Regions from separate parts of the Homo sapiens genome. Here region 2 is linked to region 1. A link is a contact called in ENCODE Hi-C or POLR2A ChIA-PET data. All regions are on one chromosome and are shown on one strand. Each heading gives the region's core, a stretch centred on a gene start or an enhancer-like site at or near the end of the contact. The rest is flanking DNA. Distances are from core to core; before and after follow the strand shown.

Region 1 (5,698 bases), core at 2,110-4,609:
TACAAATGTGGACCTAAAATACGAGATAAGGGGCTCCTCACTAATAGAGTAAATAGGGAAAACGAAAGGGAAAGTCACAGCCAGCTAGTAGAGAAATAAGCTGTAGCATCTTGCTTAACGCATGTATATAGGTTTTCAAACAGGTTTAATCGATTTCAATTTTGAAACTTGAAAAGTATTATGGCAGTATCTCATGTAATATTATTTTACAGTTGATTGGACTGACAAGATGTATAATTTTTCTATTTTTTTATAGTATTTATTATAATGTAATTGTTATTGTATTTTAAATTAGTATTTAATATAATGATAACATTTGTTTATAAAGTCTATAACTTTTAAGAATGAGACACAATCAATCTCTTAATGGCACCAAATAATCATTTCCACATAGTCAATGTTATTTGAACAAATGAATAAACAAACTCTGGAAAATCATCACAAAAGCAGTCTCCACCATCTCATCAGCACTGGGAAGCTCTGCGAAGCTGCCTGGGGCGCTAGCAGGCAGACACAATGCCGTCGTAAAAGCCTCCCTGTTTTTGCAAGGGATAGGTTTTACAACCAATAATTAAACGATTAGGACATTCCATCTCTTGTCACCATGAGGTGGGACCCTGCTGTTCTAGATTTTCCATAACACTGAGTCATCGACAAAATTCAAGATTCAGAATCTTCTCTACGAATCTTGACGTATTAAAGCATTTACTTGTAAACTAATGGCAAATGCTTATATTAAATTTAAATAAAATATTAGAGCAGTTAATCGCGTCTTTTTTTCCATTCTACTCACCTGAGACATGGGGCAGCTTGAGAAGTTTCTGGAAATGAGGTTAGGTTAGGCACAGATTCTCAGAAATGATCTATGCAAAAGACTTTGGAATTATAGTGTCATTTTTTTCAATCCTATCAAATTTACTACTGAATATATTAAAGTGTGGAAAGTTGAGAGATATCAAATGTCACTGAATAAAAATGAGATCAGATTTATAATTTGGAAGATTGTGTCATCATTTGGTGTCTGAATTTTTTTGTTGTTGTAATTTCTGCCCTCTCCCATCTAGACTACTTAACATTCTTTTGCCCATTATAAGTTATCATAGCCCATAAATTTGACAACTTCATTAAAATCCAAACGAGGACACTAATATTTGGCCCATTTCTTCTGGCTGACATTTTTTGTTCTAGAAATTATCTCTCTTTACCTGTGAATACCCAGTTTACTCTCTACTATTCCCTAAAGTTAGCTTTCACTCAAATACACATTTACAATTATAAAGTTACTTTATTTCCATTTAGATTGCTCCTGGTCTCCACAGAGATAGCAAAGATTTCAAATGCAACAGGCTATTTAGCAGAAACAGCCATTTTCTTTTATATAAATTGTTATCTTAGTTCAGTTATTTTGTCTTTAAAAATACATTGCTTCAAAAAAATGCAAACTGAACTATGCTTAATTCAATTCTTTCCATTGGCATGTAAATTTTAATTTACAATATAGCACCAGGTCCTTTTAGTGGCTTTGTTTAAATTGTTAGAGAGACTAAGACTATTTTAATAAACAATTTCAGAAATACAAAAATCTAGGGAATAATACGCTCCAGTTTATGACCGTACAAAAATATGTATATTCACCTATCCTGCTAATGGGCATTCTGTTTATTTCCATTGTTTATTATAATTTAAAAATTACTACATCTCTTTATTGACCATTACAAATTCTTCTTCTGTCAATTGCTTATTCTTATCCTTCAATGTTTTTTTTTTTCCTTTTTTGGTCTTTTCTTTTTGATTTATTAGGCAATTTTAAATAGTTTGATTACTACTTCTTTCTGTGTTATATGCACTGTCAATCTGTTCTTCCCTTCAATGGCTGGTTTGTTGTTTTTACCTCAGAACATTCGGTCAAGTGTTTCAGAGGTTAAACTCTATTTGTATATTTATTGCCTTTATGACTTGTACTTTTTCTTTATGGCCTGATTTCGATAATTCTTTTCTCCTTCACAGACCTAAAGAGCTTTTTCTATATTTTCTTCTACAATGTTGAAGTTTTATTTTTTACATTTAATTTCACATTGAGTAAAATTTATTTTTTATCTGTTGTGAACTAGAGATCTGCCTTTTCCATGTGGATATCCAACTTCCCAGGAATATTGAAAGAGAAGCAAATCTTTTTTTTTTTCTTTTTCTCTTTTAGTATACAAAAGGATGTAACAAGATCCCTAGGACAAATCTGATGTTAACTGAATTAAGTGGATTAGTATTAAATTAACTGGCCCGATAATTACAGGAAGGCATTATAAGTCCCTAGGGAGCCCAAGGAGGGTGAAGCCTCATGCCCCTTTGGGTAGTAATACAGGGACTAACTATACTCCTTGCTCCCACAGGACAGAACATTCTCTAGGTTTTTCATTCCCGACTCAGTAGCACTCAAAGCTTTTCTTAAGGTAAATTAAAGTTATGGAGAAAGGCATCACTCTGTAGCCACTGTTTTCCAAGAGTAACATTCCAAGGCAGTATCTAGGGAGCCAGCAAAGATTCTGTCCTGTCTACCATTTTCCCATGAATGACATCATAATAGAACCTCCCGGTCTTATTGCCTTTTCTTATTGGTAACAAAAGATGACAAACTAGGTAATTTATATTAAAAAGTTTATTTAGCTCATAGTTCTAGAGGCTGGAAGTCCACAGTGCCGGCATCTGTGAGGGCCTTCTTGCTGCCTCACCTCATGGCAGAGGGCATCACATGCTCAGAGTGGGAGCAAGGGAGCCAGGGAGAGCTCACAGGCACAAGAATAACGCTGCTGTGATAATAAACCCACTCCTGGGACAGCAACATTCATCCCGTCATGAGAACAGAGCCCTCATTCATCCATTCATCTCATCATAGGGGCAGAAGGATTACATTTCTAACACATGAACTTTTGGGGGACACATTCAATACCTAGCACTCCCAAAATATTCACTAAGAGTGAGAGTAAATTGATTTAATTTCAGACTGTTCTTGGCAGTCCATAAGTAGAGATTTCCAAGTTTTACAATAGAGAATTAAAATGATTGAAAAATATTCTAAAAAAAAAAAAACAACCTGCAGAAGAAAGCTAGAAAATCAGAAGATGAAATATTTTTTAGGCATAAAATATGCATGCAGTTTATAGACAATGGAGATGTGCTAACTCTTGAAAACGTGCTTCGACATCTCAAATTGCTTAAGGCTTTTGCAACAAAATAACTTACCAGTGTCAGGCCATGGTAGAATATGAGTTCACAATGAATTTTTATGCCTGGGTTTCTGTGACCCAAGTTATGCTGAAGAATATGAGAGACACCACCTTTTAAAAATTTTTACATAGCCTGCGGCCACTGCAATTCGTTAATCCCTTTGGAAAATTGCTTAAGCCTGGCATGTTTTGTAATGAACTTTATCTCTTCACTACCAAAAGTCGTAAAAAGGAACTTCAGTGAGGAAAGAAACACAATTGATAATTGAATATTTCAAAGAGATCAGCATTTTAGAAAACTGGGTATGTATTAATATGCTATATCTGACATATGACATGAAAATGACATATATAATATAATTTTGTTTATACTATTATATATTTTATACATTTTGTGTTATAATACATTTTGAATATATGTATATATATACACATACATATATACACACACACAATATATATAGGAAAATAAAATTAAATATTATCAGAATGTTTATTTCTTGATGATGGGAATTTGAGTGGTTCTTTTTTTACTTTATTTCTATTGTTATTCATTTGGTATTTTCCAAATTTTGTTCAGTGATTTTTTATTACTTTTACAATGATAGACATTATGTTTGGAGGCAGAAAAAAGAAGGGAACAGACAAGAAACGTTCATTTGAAAATTCTAAATGCAGAACATACCTGAAGTCAAAGTGTCCCCCGTCACTGAAAAACCAAAGCCACCAATATCAAAGAAGCGTGGGCCCTTCCGCCCCCTACTGTCTATCTTCAGTAACTGTCCAGTGAGTCTCCGCCTTTTGTTAGCAGGAATCTAAGAATCTCCTGGGAAGCTTGCTGTTTGCAAAATTAGGAAATCTTGAGCTACATCCTCAGATAATCTGAGGCTGGATACCCTCAAACTATACTGTGAGAAACATCATCAAAATTAAGTTACATGACGTGATCACAGCTATAGTAATAAAATCAGAAAAAATATGGACATCATATTTAGAAACACAAATTGGCAACGAGATTTCTTTCAGTTTTAAAAAAGTGTATTAGTATATAACATAATATAGTATGTATTAAAATAATATACATTTAAGGGTATATAAATATATGCTTAGTACACATTGTCAGTATTAATATCAATACATTACCTTTTATACATATGTATGTGTGTTTGTTTGTGTATTTATGCACATGCAGCTTTATATTTGCCTATGTAGTTGTATATATGTAGAGTGCATAGTATAGTGTGGATGTGTGCGTATGTGGTATGCATATACCACACACACAGAGTCCTGCACATACACACACAGAGCCATGCATCGTTTAACAATGGGGATACATTCTGAGAAACGCATCCATAGGTGATTTTGTTGTTATGCAAACATCATAGTGTGAACTTTCACAAAACTAGACAGAAGAGCCTACTACACACCTACTGCTGCTAGGCAACAAACATGTACAGCCTGTTATTGTCCTGAATACTGTAGGCAATTGTAACACAATGGTATTTACATATCTAAACATAGAAAAGATACAGTAAAAATATGGTATAAAAGATAAAAATGATGCACCTGTGTAGGACACTCACCATGAATGCAGCTTTCAGGACTGGAAGTTGCTCTGGCTGGGTCAGTGAGCGAGTGGTGAGTGGATGTGAAAGCCTTGGACATTACTGTATGCTACTGCAGACTTTACAAGCACTGTACACTTAGACTACACAAAATGTACAAAAAAATTTCTCTCATCAATAATGAATTAACCTTAGCCCACTATAACTTTTTTTACAGTATAAACTTTTCACTTTGTTTTAACTTTCTGACTCTTGTAATTACACTCCACTGAAAACACAAATCCACTGTATAGCTGAACAAAAATATTGTCTCTTTTTATATCCGTATTCTATAAGCGCTCTTATATTGTTTAATTTTTTAATTTTTAAACTTTTTTGTTAAAAACTAAAACACAAACCACACAATAGCCTACACCTACACGGGGTCAGGATCATTATCACTGTCTTCCACCTACATTTCTTGCCCCATTGGAAGGTCTTCAGGGGCAACGTCACGCATTAAGCTGGCATCTCCTATGATGACAATGCCTTTTTCTGGATAGCTCCTGAAGGAAGTGCCTGAAGCTGTTTCACAACTGACCTTTTAATAATATATTAACATAAAGAGTACAATCTAAAATAACAATAAAAACTATAGCATATTAAACTAGTAACCTAATCATTTATTATCATTGTCAGGTATTATGTGCTATACCTTATTGTATGTGCTGTATTTTTATATGACTGGCAGTGCAGTAAGTCTGTGTACACAAGCATCACCACGAACACAGGACTAATGCATTTTGCTACAGTCTTACAGTGGCGACTGCCTGATGAGTTGGCAGGAGTTTGCCAGCTCCATTATAATCTTGAGGGATCACCATGGTATATGTGGTCCTTCGTTGAACAAAACGTTGTTATGCTGTACACGAC
Region 2 (5,698 bases), core at 515-3,014, 1.6 Mb before region 1:
GGAGTGCAGTGGCGCAATCTCAGCTCACTGCAAGCTCCGCCTCCCAGGTTCACGCCATTCTCCCGCCTCAGCCTCCCGAGCAGCTGGGACTACAGGCTCCCGCCACCACACCCGGCTAATTTTTTGTATTTTTAGTAGAGGTGGGGTTTCACCGTGTTAGCCAGGATGGTCTCCATCTCCTGACCTTGTGATCCGCCCGCCTTGGCCTCCCAAAGTGCTGGGATTACAGGCGTGAGCCACCGCATCTGTCGTAGCATTATCTTTTATTACATGTTTATATGCCAGCCAGGTCCCATGCTGAATTCTTCATGTATGATCTGCCTTCATCCCACCACCATTTACACCATTGCCTGTGGCTTCAGACAATCTAGTTTCAGTGAACATTTCAAACTGCAGAAGAGCACCATCTCCCTTCACCACCACCTCCCCACCACTGTGGTCAGCTGAATGAGCCTCAAGGTGGGGTTTGCTGTAAGGTCACTGCCAGGCCAGTGCTTGGGACCCTCTCTCTACAGGGGAGGAAGGGCGACCGGCCTCGCTCCTGCTGGGGCTGTTGGTTGTACAACTTACCGGAATTGTGCACTCTTAGCTTTGGCTTAAAGAAATCTGTGATGCCAGAGGGCTAAATACATCATGCTGTTGCATTATTGGTCTTCCAAAGAAGCAAGTGCAGGACCACATGATGGTGTGTCGTGTGCTAACCTATTTTAGAATTTTACAGTTGACTGAGTCTCCCAAGAAGAAATCCTGAGGCTGCTCTATAGAAATTTTCTATCAAGTAATGAAATCAGTGAGGGTGCTTTGCTGGGGTGATTGGTAGGGTCTCTGGACAAGAGCGTTCCTTCAGAGTGTTGGTGGGGAGGTGAGCAGGGCTTGGGATGTGTGTTGGTGTGGGGCTGTTTAATCTCAGGCTCTGCCTCTGAATTTCCTAGAGACAGGATAAAGCCACGATTCCTGGCCTTTGAAAACCATTGACATAGTGAAATTCCTGCCGCCTCTCTTTCTCGCACACCTAGTTTGGAACGCTGGTGTTTCCCAAGTCTAAGCCTAGAGAGCCGTTCAGAGCTGACCTCTGCATGCATGCTCTGAATTCTAAAAGTGAAATGCTTTAATTTATTAAGGAATGTTGTAGCTTTAGGTTCTGTGGGGGAGGGAAAAGGATTAAACTAGGGAAAGCTTGATTCTGTAGGAAACAAAAAAAATAGTATTTACTCAGAAGCAGCAAAGCCCCTACATCTCTGGATGCAGTAACTATGTCTGCAGGAAGCTGGTGATAACACTATCTGGAAGGCACTTTTAAAGTCTGTTATCTCTAGGAGCTTGTTTTATTCTGGTAGTTGGAATGTTCACCATTTGGAGTTAGTTGAGTGAAGAATTCAGGAAATCAGATTGGAAAAAAGCATTATCCAGTTGAGAAGACACATGGACCCATGCAACAAGCATTCTGAAAGAAAAAGCCTACTGCTGCAACACAACGGTATAATTTCCCTTTGTCTGTAACTTTAAAAAAAAAAACTTACATATGAGACGTCCGAGAAAGCCACCCATAGGTGAACTACGCGCATAGGTGAACTAGCTTACTCCATTTATGATGGATTCGGCGATTGCCTAAAAATTCTAGTCAAAACCACCTCTACATATAGAATGATCTCCTACATGGTTAGAAGGCTGGTTATTTTGACACAGCTCAAAACAATTTCGAATAAGTTGAAATGACTTCAGAGCCTGTGGCATGTTCTTAGATGTGATCGAATGACTCAACGTAAAAAATTCTGTCCGACGATGGATCCGATACAGCCAACGAGGAGCTCTAAGGTTCATCTTGTGAGTCAGAGTCAACAAGACAGAGAATGTTACTTTGGCCAAAAAACTGAGATAAGGTTAAAGGTTTTATGCTCTGTTTTTCCTATGTGAGTCATAAAACTGGCTTGGAAGGCAAATTCCAAAAGGGTGTTTTAGGAAACGTCTGGGCTTTGGCTGTAGTAAGATAAATATTCAGCCTTCTAAGAAGACTTCAAAAGAGAAAACTCATCTGAATTTCTACGTTGTAGTACGTTTGGGCAAAATGAGTCTTCCTAATTTAGTAATATCTTCCTTGTTGGTGAAAGACGGCTTAGAACTGCGGCTGGTAGTTGCTTTTCACATGTTCCATGGGCGTCGTGACTTTGCAAATTAAAGAATGAGTCATTTCCTAGCAACTTAGCTCACGCATGCACTAGACAGGGAGCATTGGAGGTGGCACTCAGAAAGCCCTCCCTTTCTATTTTTTAATGGCTTTCTTTGCCACATGCATCTATGCAACACAAAATAATGAAATTACTTTCAGAGAACATTTTACTTTTCAAAATGTTGTGGTTTGCAGAGCAGTTTTCTTACTACTCCAGAAGCAAGAGGATTCGTTAACATGTTTGATTAAATCCGTATTTAAATTCTGTGAACTCATGCAGGGAAAGGAAATTGTATGGTTCCCACTATGGCATATTAACTAGTAAAATGCTGGGTGGCGGTTGACTTGGAAGCAGCGTCCGGGATAGCGCGTGCTCCAGGAATACTCTGAAAGCTGATGCCGTTAGGGGTGCATGGTTGACTCCTGGGCCTGAGACGGCCTCAGGATGCTGCAGCGGCCTTGGCATCCTCTTCAGCAGGGTGGCGGCCGGAACTGGCACCTTCCCCCCGGTCTCTTTATTTACCAAAAAACTGCATGCACAGAAATGACCGCAACAGCTCTGGGTGTGGGAATGTAGGAACTGTCTGTTTCAGTTTTGCCGGAGCCCCAGGTTTACGGCCGCTCTACATCCCAGTCCTCTCAGGGAGGTCCCGGTTTCTGCTGCAGTTCAGGCCCCATCATGGGTCATCTTTTCTCTCCTCCTGAGATGTGGGCTTGGAGGATGGGAGGTCGTGCCTCTAAGAAGGGTCCGTTTCACGGTGGCCCAGGCTACATGCCTGCTTCCTTGTTTCCTTGCCCCCCCGAGCTTCATGGAAGTCAATCTGGAAAGTCAGGATCACTGCAGATGGCAGTTTGTTCAGTGTTGCTCCCAGACCTGAAGAATGGAGCGCTCTGTTGTGCTTGCAGAATGAAGCATAATTCTTAGCAGAAACCTGGGAGGCCGGGTGCGGCGGCTCATGCCTGTAATCCCAGCACTTTGGGAGTCCGAGGCGGGCGGATCACGAGGTCAGGAGATCGAGACCATCCTGGCTAACACGGTGAAACCCCGTCTCTACTAAAAATACAAAAAATTAGCCGGGCGTGGTGGCGGGTGCCTGTAGTCCCAGCTACTAAGGAGGCTGAGGTGGGAGAATGGCAGGAACCCGGGAGGCGGAGCTTGCAATGAGCCAAGATCACGCCACTGCACTCCAGCCTGGGTGACACAGCGAGACTCCGTCTCAAAAAAACAAAAAACAAAAAAACCTGGGAGTTTGGGGTGGTAGAGATCACTGAAACTGCAACCCCAAGGCTAGGTTATCTCTTTATTTATGTATCCACCCACCCGCCTACCTACCTATTGTACTTACAATATTCTGAGGATTATGGCCTCCAAGAGTCATTCATGGCTTTGCACATGACCGTCTGTTACCAGTGAGTCCTTGTGTGGACAGAGCATCCGCAGCAGGACAGAACATAAACGGTGCCTCCCAGGGTGCCCTGTGCAGAGGCGAGGTCTGCATCCGACCTCACACTTGCTCACCCTCGCCCTCCGGGGGACGGCTACACTGGGCTCATCTGCACTGCAAGGGAAATCTGTTTTCAGAGCAAGGGGAGACAATAATAATAATAATAATCCCTAGAGTGAGACTGGGCTGTGTTTAGAAGATGTTCTGCTGTTTTGCCATGGAGGTAGGGGGCCTGGTGATGGGCAGTCCCTGTACCAGCCTGTGAGCCAGGGCCTGGGTGCCTGGGGGGTCTCGGGAGGTGCAGACGGGGCTGCCAGCGCTGAAATGAACCAGCTCTGTTTTGGGTTCTGTTCCATTCCAGACTGTTTTCTCCTTTCTTGTTTATTACATGTATGACACTAAATTATAAACACACATGTGGCCAGGCATGGTGGCTCACGCCTGTAATCCCAGCACTTTGGGAGGCCCAGGCAGGCAGATCACTTGAGGTCAAGAGTTGGAAACCAGCCTGGCCAACATGGTGAAACCCTGTCACTACTTTAAAACAAAAACAAAATTAGCCAGATGTGGTAGTGTGTTCCTGTAATCCCAAGTACTCTGGAGGCTGAGGCAGGAGAATTGCTTGAACCTGGGAGATGTAAGTTGCAGTGAGCCGAGATCGTGCCACTGCACTCCAGCCTGGGCAACAGAGCAAGACTCTGTCTCAAAAATAAAATAAAATAAACACACATATATATATAATATTTCTGGTAGAAATTTATAAATATAAGTATACAAATTGGCCAGCTATCAAGGTGCCTGCACTATTGATTAATTTATATATAGAACTCCATAATCTATGAGTCATTTCAATTTTAAAAACCTTTCTTTTTTCTGTCCTCCGGACCTTCACTAAGGTGGGCTTATGGATCCAACAATAATCTATCATGAACTTTTCTAAATCCTTAATAGTTATTCCTTCTTAAGATTAAATGCTGTGGAAAGTGAGTTATGTAGATGAAGTTACCCGTGGGCATTGCTGCATTTCCTGATCTTGTATATTCCGTGGAGAAAAAGATGGGGATGCATTTAGCATTGAAAGGTAATTGTTGGCCAGGCGCGGTGGCTCACGCCTGTAATTCCAGCACTTTGGGAGGCTGAGGCAGGCGGATCATGAGGTCAGGAGTTTGAGACCAGCATGGCCAACAAGGTGAAGCCCCGTCTCTACTAAAAGCTACAAAAATTAGCCAGGTGCAGTGGCAGGCACCTGTAATCCCAGCTGCTCAGGAGGCTGAGGCAGGAGAATCACTTCAACCCGGGAGGCAGGTTGCAGTGAGCCGAGATCGCGCCACTGCACTCCAGCCTGGGTGACAGAGTGAGACTCCGTCTCAAAAAAAAAAAAAAAAAAGGTAATTGTCCTTGGGCTTCTTCTATCAATGTGTCCTCACATATTGATATCTGATTCCCTAATGCAGCACCGTGTCATTAATGGAGGGTAAGGCAGACAATTATTATTCAGCTGTGCTGTTTAATAATATTCAACATACATCCCAAGTGGCGCAGGGTGCCTTGGCAGGCGGAGCCCCTGACAAAATGCTCCCATGTATGTCCCGTGCTCGACAGTGCTGTGTGCCTGTGAGTTTGTGCTGAAGTATGATAAACACGTTGGGTGAAAGTGACCCCTTTCAACCTCTAGCGAAACACGACCCTTTCAACCTCTCGGGAAACGCTGGGCCATAGGAGAATGGCTTGATTCCTCATTGCACTGTGAGGCTGAGTCTAGGCAGACGTTCCCATTACTAGGGACTCAAGGTGAGGACTTTCCCACAATTCACTGCTTTTATCCAGTGCTGGAACTGCCCTGTCTTCTGACCAGTGGATGCTGAGGAACTGACATTCACTGTCATTTTTCCCGTTTTATATAATTTAAGGATCACTTCCCATTTAGTGAAGTTTATCTCATTTTTAAAAGATTCTCCCTTTCTCCCCTAGGGCTACCAGGGCATGGTGGACGGAGGCTCAAACATCGCAGAGGCCGACTGGGAGAGTGTCTCCAGCATCCTGCAAGTGGTAGGTACTGGGCTGCGTCCACAGGGTTCTCTGAGTT

Evidence for each region. A loop is a pair of places that touch in the nucleus more often than their neighbours do. ChIA-PET counts read pairs that join two places held with the same protein, here RNA polymerase II (POLR2A). Pooled maps may share reads with other maps.
Region 2: a loop to region 1 is called in a pooled map, with 7 times the contacts of the local background. The contact joins the enhancer-like site here to the promoter of LINC00705 in region 1. A Hi-C loop is called at or near these places in 1 of 168 maps with a recorded cell type or tissue (gastrocnemius medialis) and 6 of 50 pooled maps. POLR2A ChIA-PET finds 5 or more read pairs at or near these places in 1 of 52 experiments (activated CD4-positive, alpha-beta T cell).

Annotation. Positions count from the first base shown.
Region 1 is chr10:4,652,797-4,658,494 of GRCh38, forward strand. LINC00705 (long intergenic non-protein coding RNA 705) reads left to right here and starts at 3,360. Exons shown (of 3, transcript NR_015425.1): 1 at 3,360-3,524. It overlaps MANCR (mitotically associated long non coding RNA), which reads right to left. Exons shown (of 4, transcript NR_024475.1): 3 at 4,805-4,929.
Region 2 is chr10:3,093,692-3,099,389 of GRCh38, forward strand. PFKP (phosphofructokinase, platelet) reads left to right here. Exons shown (of 22, transcript NM_002627.5): 3 at 5,584-5,661. Among named protein-coding and RNA genes, the nearest start is that of PFKP, 29 kb to the left of the region's middle. RefSeq lists an enhancer at 1,460-2,659. Within about 2 kb of position 1,765, at least 20 of the 41 ENCODE cell types and tissues checked have a DNase peak (open chromatin) inside an H3K27ac peak, as active enhancers do; they include gastrocnemius medialis, where a contact is called at or near this core.